Regions from separate parts of the Mus musculus genome. Here region 2 is linked to region 1. The links are chromatin loops, found by intact Hi-C in ENCODE. Cell type or tissue: heart. All regions are shown on one strand. Links, peaks and the distances in the headings refer to the core of each region. The heading gives the core; the rest is flanking DNA.

Region 1 (5,372 bases), core at 242-5,241:
AACAACTAAGCCCCGACTTCTAGCCCTTGTTTTATAGTCTTTGAAATGGTCTAAGAACAAAGATAAAAGGAGTGGTCTGGGTCTGTCCCATGGCGTCAGTCACAAAGAACTAAGTCAGTCACAAAGAAATAAGTCCAGACGGATAGCAAACAGATGGGCGAAAGACAAAAAGGCACTCAGTCCTTCCTGCGGCGATCTTAGGCAAGAACAGAAGTGAGAGCACCGCCTCGGGAGCGACCCTCTTTGTCTCTTCAAGTCTACGAGGGGATCCAATCCCCTACTCGCGGGTCCGGGACTTCTCCCAAGTCGGGTGGCGCCGGTACGCCTGGACCGCCTGCTGGCTACTCGTTTGGAGCGCTGAGACACCGAGGCAGAGCACAAACATTCAGACACTTACCCACCGGGTTCTGACTCAACGGCTCGGGGGTCCTGGGGGCCTCAGGGGATCCCGGATGAGCCCCCAAATGTTATGCCCAGATCCTAGGGTCCCCAAAGACCACCAGAAGTCGAACTCGTATGCAAAAGCAAAGAGTCTTTATCCAAGTCCGAGCTCAGACCCTCAGGCTCCTCCGACGCAGCGGGGTAGCAAAGAATGCCGGGAGCGCTGGAGGTTCAGCTTTTTTATTGCAGTTACAGCAGGGTGAGGAGCTTATCCGCTTGGCAGGCTAGAGATTGGCTAACAATCATTTCCGTTGTCTTAAGCAATCTATCTATAGGCTCTGGAACTTTGGGTGTTTTCCTGTTAGAGTCTAGGGTGGCTCCTTCCGAAACAGTTTGTGGTTTCTCCAGTAATTGGAGTTTACCTTGAAGACAGGGCCTATTGTATAAAATGGAGGCCTGGATACAAGACGGGAGTCTGCCTTGTCAAGCTGGAGCCCTTCATAGAAAGTGAGGTTAAAGAAAGAGGGTTAGAGGATAAGAAAACTGCCGAGGAAAATCAAGACACAGAGAGATTAGTTCAAAACACAGCTGGGGTTGGGGTGGGGGTGGGGTGGGGAAGCAGAAGTTGCTTCCAAAAAAAAAAAAAGAAAGAAAGAAAGAAAGAAAGAAAGAAAGAAAGAAAGAAAGAAAGAAAGGGCAAGGCCAGCCAGGTGAGAGACACAGGTTGTGCTGCCGTTGAGACAAGCTCACACTTTGAACAAGCCTCAAATCTAGTTTTGGGAGCCCCAAGAAGAGGAGGGAGGAGGGTACAGTAACAACCCGGGGAGTTCCAGTGTCTCCTGCCATGGACTGTGGTAAGAGGCAGTACTCTAAAACTTTCAAGTGCAGAGGGACAGAGGCAACTCCATCTTCAGAGCAGACCACCTCAGCCCCGCGTTAAACCTCGGGTTAACAAAGGCAAATGCACAGAAGTCTTGGAACGTCACTCTGGTATAGTGTTCTTACGTTTGGTCCTCCGTGCACGCGTAGACTCAGAAGTAGAGCCCAGAGAAGTGATGCACACCTGTAATCAGGAAGCAAGACAGGAGAGTTAAGTTTAAAAGGCCGGCCTAGGTATATACAGGGACCTGTCTCAAAAAACAAAACAAAACCTGACAAAACAAAAACAAACAAAAAACGTTTGGAGACAGTTCCATACTGGAGAGAGGAATCAGGCACAGACAAAACTCAAAAACAAGCAAACACATCCACTAGCTTGCAGTGGCGGCTCACAGCCCGGTGCGGCGAGCACTTCCTGCTAGCGGGATGCCACCTCTGCTTCCTTCTCCCTGCTTTTTTTCTCAGTCTCCATTTCTGTTTGCTTGTTCCACTCAGGAACAAGAAATCTTTTACTCCGGGCCGAAAATATGGGAAGGGGCTAGCAGTAGAAACCTCCGTATGGACAACCCACAATGTTATCTCGATATTTTAAATATTACTTTTAACTTCAATATCTATAGTTTTGCATATATAATGTAAATAATAGTTGATATAATTAGCTGAAATAAGCTACTGCTTGACAAAAAAAAAAAAAACCTAGTTCATAGGGTTATGAAGAAAGCAAAAGTCTATTCGCAGATCGATGACCCCTATGGCCCCAGTTTCCTGAAACTACGCCACTGTTTTGATGCGAGGTGTTAGGAGCGGCAACAAGACACGAATAGCAACGAATTATTTACAAATCATAAAAAAATACTGTTCCCATACCGGGAGTCGAACCCGGGCCGCCTGGGTGAAAACCAGGAATCCTAACCGCTAGACCATATGGGAGCTGCCGGCAGGTGTCTCTCCTTTGCTCTTATGTTACCTACGTCATTAGGGCCGCTTGTGCAAACTCCACCCTCCAAAATCTTCAGCATCTTCGCTTCCCAGGAAATAGTGACGAATGCCCGCATCCGGACGCTGCCGGAGCCCGTGACCCGAAAGATAGAACTTTTTCCGTGCGTGGGAGTGTGCCTAAAGTCAGTAGCCAGCAGCCGAGGGCACAGTCTTCACCCTATCCCAGCAGCCACAGCGTCGCGCTTCCCAGAGCCCACCACACCCGAAGCCCAGCCACGCAATAAATGCCTTTGTGTCTGGTTCTAGATTTAATCTCGTGACTCTGGTGTGATTAGCGTTCCAGGAGAGGTGGTCCTCAGGAAGAATTTATGGCCAAAAATTTTGTGGTCTCGGTCCTCTCTTCCATGTAGAGATGTCACTTTACTGACAGAAGAATGCTAAGAAGCTCGGTGGATGCCTTTCATGCTTCCAAAACTGGGAAGGCAAAGACTAGTGGGTTCTTGCGAGGCCATAGCCCTTCTGGTTTACAACTGTGCCCATCTCAAATTAAAAACAAAACGAAGGAAGAGGGTCCTTTTCTTTCTAGTCATAACAGCCCCACATATACAGGCACCGGAGAGCTAAAGGGGAGAAGAATGTGCTGTCCCAGGTTTGTAATTCTTCTTGCTGTTTATCGTTAAAAATTTGTAGCTTTATGAGATAATTTTCGGAGATACACAGCCAGAAATGGACGGTGGTAGAAAAGCTGGGTGCCGGACTCACTTAACATCCAACTGAAACCCCAGAAGTTCATTATGATTCCTTTACTACTGTATTAATACAATCCCAAATCCAAAAATCACATAAATTCCACTTTCTTTTAAAAACTGATTTAAGAGCTGGTGAGATGGCTCAGTGGGTAAGAGCACCCAACTGCTCTTCCGAAGGTCTGGAGTTCAAATCCCAGCAACCACATGGTGGCTCACAGCCCTCTTCTGGAGTGTCTTCAGACAGCTACAGTATACTTAAAAAAAACCCAAACCTAAGAGGGTCTGGAGTGATGGCTCAGTCATCAAGAGCACCCCCAGGGGGGTAGTGTGTAGAGGATGAAAGGGGGAGCCACACACCTTTAATTCCAGCACTAGTGAGACCTCTGTGAGTTTGAGGCCAGCTTGGTCAAGAGCAAGTTCCAGGACAGCCAAAGCTACATAGAGAAACCCTGTCTCAAAAACAAAAACAAAAAAAACCAAACCACCAAAAACCAAATAAGCAAACAACAACAAAAGAGCAAACCCTGTGTCTTAGGGTTTCTATTCCTGGACAAAACATCATGACCAAGAAGCAAGGTGGAAAGGATTTATTTAGCTTACACCTCCAAACCGCTCATCACTAAAGGAAGTCAGGACGGTCAGGAAGCAGGAGCTGATGCAGAGGCCATGGAGGGATGTTCCTTACTGGCTTGCTCAGCCTGCTCTCTTATAGAACCCAAGATTACCAGCCCAGAGATGGTCCCGCCCACAAGGGTCCCTCCCTCCTTTCTCACTAATTGAGAAAATGCCTTACAGCTGGATCTCATGGAGGCATTTCCTCAACTGAAGCTCCTTTCTCTAACTCTAGCCTGTGTTAAGTTGATACACAAAACCAGCCAGTACACCCTGACTATTCTTTGGAGGACCCAGGGTTTCCTAGCACCCACAGGAGACATAGGGCCTCTTCTCGCCGAAGGGCAGAAGACACCACATGGTACAGACATACACTGGGAAAGCCCCCATACACTGAAAATAAAATGAGAGCTCTGTGACACTTACTGTAGCTTTTACTTTATTCAATTTTTCTGTACAAATTTCTGTTTTTACAATTCATAAGTAGAAAAACCAATATAAGCAAAATTAACAAATTAGGAAGAAATATTTACACCCCACAAACAATTACATTCCCCTTCCCAACACAACTGGATAGCTCAGGAAAAAAACGTGAAGCAAGACACAGTTTCCAGGTGAGAGAATGCACCTTCAGCAAAGCAGCTGGGTCTCACTTCTATAAGCTAAGTGCAATCAGGAAGGTCACCCTGATTCCCCGGAAGAATGAGTTATTTTTCCTTTTATAACAGAAGTAATATTTCCTGCTAGCTATTCTGGTATTTGTGTATTTGTGTGTGTGTGTGTGTGCTGTCTTGTCTATAAACTTCCCAGGGCTTAAGTGATCCTCCTGCCTCAGCCTCTAGAGTTGCTGGAGCTACAGGCACGCGCTGCCACGCCCAGCCTGAGGTACTTTTATTGACTGGAATTGTCCTGATCTACCTTATGTTTCTAGACTCCCTTTCTTCTCTGTCACCATTTCTGCAGGGCTTCACTATCCCAGATGGCTGCCGCAGGTTATTCACACGTCACTGTCATGCCCTGAGACCATGGCCTAGAACTAGGTGCTCTCTACACTGCTCAGCTTTGCTTCATCAAACTTCATAACTCAACTTCATGCCTCGAAAAGCTAGAAACCGCGCAGACTAAGGACATTTCTAGGTGGGGCATCAGCTGAGACAGGGGCTGCTTATAAAAAGAAGAAGGCCTGAGGTAAGGTGGTAGCATCCACGGCAGCTATGCTCAGTGCCTCCCAATGTGGATGCAGGTCAGGCAGGCCCAGGGTCCAACTCCTTCAGTTTTTTCTGGAGGCCTCGAAGCTGACTCTGACCCCAGTTGATGCGAGTCTGGAGACTGGCTATATCTGCAGCCAGCTGTAGGCCTGGTGAGAGAAGAGGAATGTCATCATGGTAAGATCCATGGAGTGCCGCCCCCCCAACCCCTAAGACTGCAGGGGTGTTAGGCCTCCCTAGCCAGTACAATAGTCCTAAAACTCACCATCCCGGAAGCTGGCTTGGGCCTGCCGCAGACTGTGAGGAACCAAAATTCCAAACCAGTTCAAGGGATCTTGAGGAACTACAGCAGATCCTAACTCTTTGGTCTTGGTGGGGCCCTTGCGCCTGCGCAGAGCTGAAAGAAAGGCCATACAGTCCTCATGACCACAATGAGCTTAGTCCAAGTTCATGATTCTGAGAAACACTGGAGGTTAGCTATTTCCCCAACCTTCTCCTGTGTCTGGAAATAGTAACACTCCCCCCTTTGTAATCCAGTTGACTCTGTCTATTCTGACTTCCAGGACAGACAATTCTGTTTACCCAGAACAAGACTACGACTGAC
Region 2 (5,372 bases), core at 294-5,293, 320 kb before region 1:
CCTTTCTGCCCGTGTTACATCCAGCTTCGTGTAAAGACTGGATGCAGTGAAATACAGAGGAAACGTAGCGAGTAGTGTGAGTGGCCTTTCCCTCTCCTCTGTCACTGCTAAACAAACCTCTGTCTTTCTCCTTAGTGTGGTTTTTTTTTTTAATGTACTAATTGCATGTTTTACCATTCTCATAAATCCATAAATATAATTAGAAAACTTGTCTTGCTAATAGTGTACACTATAAGAAGTAAAATAGAGAATTATGATTATCTTTATGGATTCATAGCTAAGCACCAGTTGGCCAGGATTGCTCTGCTAGCGAGCACTAGGAAGTCTCTGTGCTCTATGGCTTCCCTTTTGTTTAAATGAGGCCTCTAGAGTAAAGCATGGGTTTAAGATATATTTAGAAAAGGCCCCTCATTCTTCAAATTCAGTCCCAGATAAAAGAGAAGAGTTAAAAGCCTCTATTTTTTTTTAAATTGTTGTGTCTACTTAACAAATAGTTTAAAAATATTAAGATGAGCAGAAAATATCTTTAAATTCGCATGGTCAGTGGTGTTACAAGCTGTAGTTTTTCACACCTTCCATTTTCTGTCCTTAGCCCCGGGAGAAGGGTCGGATGCGTTTTCACAGGCTACAGAACGTACAGATTGCACTCGACTATTTGAAAAGACGCCAGGTATGAGATTTTTCAGACTCTAGCGTTAAGTGATTATTATTAAATAAGTCTGCCGAGGAGTGAGTTGTGGAATGTAAAGGGTTAACTGGGTCTGAACTGTGTCAATTATCGTGTGCCTTTACTGAGGCAAATATTTAACAGTGTTTTCGGATGCCTGTTGCTGGGAAAAAAATGTCTCATTAGGTGTGAGTTCAGAAAAATAGCGACTAAGAGGGGCTAAGTCTCACTGGGGGGTTGGGATGCATCTGCCTAAGCAGGTAGACATTTGAATAGCAGCAGTGTTTCAAGAATGTGGGCGAGCACCACCGCTCCCGGGTAGGGGTGGGCAACAGTTAACACTTTGCACTGCGTTTCTTAAAATATTTCCATAGTTCACACCTTCCTTCTAGAAGTCATGCTAGCCGGGTTCTTACTCCTGGTAGACCAGTCTGCTCTTTGTCATACGTAGATAACCGGCTCAGTGCGCTTTGCGCAGCTTCTGTGCTGTGTAAATCACAGAGGACAGGGTTCATCGCTTGTGGTTCTAGAGGCTGAGAACTGGAGATCAAGAGAGTAACACTCTGGATCTGGCAAAGGCAGCCTGTGTTGTCACATGACAGGGGACAATGGTGGCAAAGTGTCTCTCTTCCTCCGTCATGCTCCCTGAAATAAGGAACAAAGGTGTCCAACATGATAACGTAAGTTTTGGTGTTCACTTGAGGTTCTCAGTTCTTTTGTAGACATAAGTGTCAGAGAGCGTCGCACTTACTGAATGTCGGAGCTCAGCATTTGTTGATAAGCTGTGGTTCTGAGGATTGCACGAGTCTTTGGTGCTTGCTCAGCGTCTAGAGACTCAGTGATTTAAGTACACACGAGAGAAATACATACGATAGAAAATAAAAATCCTCTGCAGTAGATCTACAGGTCATCAAACTTGGTTCATTTTCTGCTTGATAAGAAGAGTAAAATAAGCTCATTTCAAAAGAAGACTGTCCCCTGATTTTAAGGTCATAAATATCCAGGCGCCATCATCATATTTTTGACAGGTGGTCACTTCCGGTATGTGCTCTAGAAGGGAGAGCCCCAGCAGTACCCAGTTTCGGCTTAGATGTGTTTGTCATCTAGAGTGTGGAAGGGAAGGCCGTAGCATCTGGTGACCTGTGTGTTCTTTGTGTCATTTAGCGTTTCCTTTGTAGGCGACGAGAACCCGTGCCTGGTGTGTAATAATCACTGTTTCTCTCTCTCACCTACAAACAGGTGAAGTTGGTGAACATCAGAAATGATGACATAACAGATGGAAATCCTAAGCTGACTTTGGGGTTAATATGGACAATAATTCTGCACTTTCAGGTGAGTCCACTTTGTCTTTGTTGCCGTCGTTACGTCTCGCGGCTGGTTTTCAGGTGGTCCGTGAGAAGGGGTTTGACACCCTTTGAGTGATAATGGATTTCAGGGTAATTTCATAACAGTACCTCAGTTATTCTGATAACTCTGTGAGGATGACGACTTGTCTCCTGGTCTCTGTGAGCTTCTGTGTCTGCCTTCTGTTGTAATCTGAGAGGCAGGGCTTTCTCTATCATAAATGCAGACATGTTTCTTTTGTTCTTTGGGCAGAATTACTTGTGTTAGCCGTTTAAAGATTTTCTGACTCAAAATCCTTAAATAATTTTATCCTTGTTGTAAATAAATTAAATTTCCTTTGGTAGGCACTAGATGGCAGTAGGTGTACTCGAAAGAGCCAGATTTGTTAACTGCTCATAATCTCACAAGATTTTGTAAGACCCTCAGTAGTAGTGGGTTGTCAGATCTTGAAGGACGAAAATAAACAGCTTACCTTCAGAAAGGAAGTGGGGACTTAAAGTCAATCTTAAAAAGGAGGTGGGGGGTGGTGGGTAAAACCTATGAAAGTAGTACTGGAAAAAAATAAAGGAGTTTGTTTGGGAACCAGATCTGAGCAACATGAAAAGGTCCAGAGAGGGTGGCTAGGGAGCCCCAAGGCCTGATAGGCAGCTGGACAGTCCCAGCAGTCAGGAATTAGAGGGAACCAGGTACGTGGAGGCACGGTCTTAAGCAGCCTGCCTATTGGACTGCAGTCAACGGGGCTGCTGAAGTCAGGGCAAGCCAGTCACTAACTAACTTCAAGCCAAGACTCCACAGCAGTAAGGGTTGTCCTTACTAGAAGACCCCACTCAAGGAAGAACTAAGAGACCAAAGCATTAAACCCCTGCTTGTGGGACACAAGCAGCCATTCTACCAGAATTGTATGACATCTAAGTAGAAATGATCCAGACATTATATTCATGCAGACTGCCTCAGTTGTTTTAGGCCTCGGTGGATTAGGCCCAGTGCTTTTTGAATTAGGGTTGAAACTACAAGGACCCCAGATGGGAAAGTCCGAGGCCCTCCCTGGAGGGAACTGGCTACTTTAATCACAGGGCTGCTCAGACAGGTTGTGTCTGAAATTTAAGTGGAGATCACTAGGGGGCAGTTAAAGGACCTCAGAGGAGGGAAACAGAATTTTATTCTTCGCATTTTTTACTCTTTGTTGTGATGGCCACTCTAACTAGGCTTGAGGAGGGAAGTGTGTTTAAACAAACAAACAAACAAACAAAGTCTGATGGACTAGTGAGATGGCCCAGCGGGTAAAAGCTCTTCTTGATAAATCTGAAGACTTGACATTGGTACCTGGAGCCCACATGGTAGAAAGAACTGACTTTAAGTGGCTCCCTGACTTTAATAAGTGTTCCCTCTTCCAGTAAATAAAATAATGATTTTAAAATTGATAATTCTGTGTCAACAAGATGGAAATGAGGCTGTCATAGTGTGTATGTGGGGGGGGGGGCAAGACACAGAAATGCTTTCAGACAGGAGGGATATAGGCCAGGTGGGGATAAAAATTTTATCTAAGAGGTGCTATTTTGAAGAAAAAAGGAAGAAAGAAAGAAAGAAACAAACAAACAAACAAACTTGGCCACAGAGTATAGAAAATGGAGAAGAGAGCTCAGGTTAAACTTGAAGAAATCACAGCGTGAGACCTGGGGTGGTGGTTTGCGGAAGATGTTCTACCGTCCGGATGTGTTAGAAGGGTTCGTGAGCCGTCCTGTGTTCCATTCTGCTGCAGAGCAACCCTGAGATGTCAGGGAAGTAACAGCATAGAAGTGGCTGCTTCTCTGTCAGAGAGAAAGGTCCTTAAGAGGACGGGGGATGCAGGAGCAGGTCTTGCTATGGAAAGAGAGTAGAAATGTGTAAGGCAACAGAAAAGTGAATGGATGAAACCTCGGAAGAAAAATGGGAGCATAACGGGATGGTCAGCAGTCTGAAATGCTGCCAGAGACCGGAGAGAACGGTCCCCAGCTACTTACTGCAGGAAGAAGGAAATAACGGATGGGGATGTCGGTAAATGGGAATTAGAAGTAGAGCATATAGACTCTACATTTGAGGAACGTTAACGCAAAGGGTCATTTAAGAATGACGTGTTAAGTCAGCAACTGCTTGTGTTTCCACATCAGGGATTAGGGACAGGAGGACTGACAGCTTGAATATGGTTGTTTGGGTAAAATGTAAATGAAATAAAGCCTTTTTTGATGCTGTGCTGATTGTGGATTAAAACTCTTGGCTGTGCCCAGGGAAAGAGTGGTGACCGCCCTCACTCAGAGTGTTACAGCCTTTAGTTCCTGTATTCATTGTATGAATATGACAAAGTTTGTCACTTCTTACAGAAGTGGTAGGTTTTTAAAATACTGCTTTTGAGCATCACAAATTGGATCTGTTTTTCAGTCTGGCATTCAGAAGGTAGGAATTATATTCCTGTTGGTCTCACGTCATAAACCACTGTATTCGAGATCATGATGAGGTACAGTGTGCTGTCTGTTAAAGGATTCTTTAAAGTTAGCGTAACCAAGGGTGGTATATCCATCGGCAGTGGAGATACAGTTGGAAGTGTCTGAAGCAAAGTTTAGCATCTGTGCCAGGCCTGGCAGGGCATTGGAGAAGAAGGCTGTAAAAGTACCAGTTACCAGGCAGATGCAAAGGCTGAGCCATTTCTGGAAGGGAACAGGGCGTGTGACCTAACCATGGACAGTTGCTTAGTTTGGCAGGGCCGGAGGGAAGGGTGGAGGGTGTGCCAATCTCAGCCTGCTTCCCCACCCTGGCAGTACACACAGAAGCCATTCCACATTCAAACCGTGTTCCGTTGTCATTGCACATATTGAAAACTTAAGAACAAACAAACCCAAGACATTTTTCCCCCCTAGCCTTCATCTAGAACATCACTGGCTAATGTTTAATTTTCTTTCTAAATGATTAAGAAAACCCTTACAATACAGATATGTTACAGATGTCTGTAACATCAGTGTGTCAACCTGACCCTTGACTGGATAGCCCCTCCTCAGAGAAAGACTACCTCAGGAAAGGCAGGTACCGACTTTCCAGCTGACTTTGGCTTGTGTGACAATATCTTCCCTGTCACGCTGACTTCCTTTGCACCGTGTCTGTGACTCAGGGTTAGGAATACAAACAGCTCAGAGTATTGAGTCCATACTGATTCCTTAATTTCCCACCCTGACCCTGCTAAAGCTGTCTAATATTTAACCCAAGTGCAATCGCAGAGCATAAAGTTTAACTGCCCTAATGCATGTGTCAGAGTGAGCACACTTCCTTTAGCTAAGTGCTCCACCTTTAAATCCCTTCACGTAGTTCTTTGGTCATGTGACAATCCTGTCCT

The links. Hi-C counts contacts between places; a loop is a spot of excess contacts. Peaks named below come from ENCODE experiments on the same cell type or tissue, not always from the same donor. Only the 100,000 strongest peaks of a DNase experiment are listed, where the experiment ranks them.
Region 2: it touches region 1 in a loop (2.5-fold over the local background); 2 of 42 quality-filtered maps call a loop at or near these places.

Annotation. Positions count from the first base shown.
Region 1 is chr1:34,432,694-34,438,065 of GRCm38, forward strand. Ccdc115 (coiled-coil domain containing 115) reads right to left here. Exons shown (of 5, transcript NM_027159.2): 4 at 5,034-5,165; 5 at 3,977-4,917. The coding sequence ends at 4,805. Mir5103 (microRNA 5103) reads right to left here and starts at 506; the gene lies at 428-506. n-TEttc1 (a tRNA gene) reads right to left here and starts at 2,190; the gene lies at 2,119-2,190. In heart, for the core only: no CTCF peak of the experiment used is centred there; DNase peaks (open chromatin) are centred at 568 and 2,308; H3K4me3 peaks cover 2,708 bases; H3K27ac peaks cover 2,698 bases.
Region 2 is chr1:34,115,526-34,120,897 of GRCm38, forward strand. Dst (dystonin) reads left to right here. Exons shown (of 103, transcript NM_001276764.1): 7 at 593-670; 8 at 1,907-1,999. It overlaps Mir6896 (microRNA 6896), which reads left to right and starts at 1,834; the gene lies at 1,834-1,906. In heart, for the core only: a CTCF peak has its summit at 2,341 (motif pointing right); a DNase peak (open chromatin) is centred at 4,726; H3K27ac peaks cover 1,003 bases.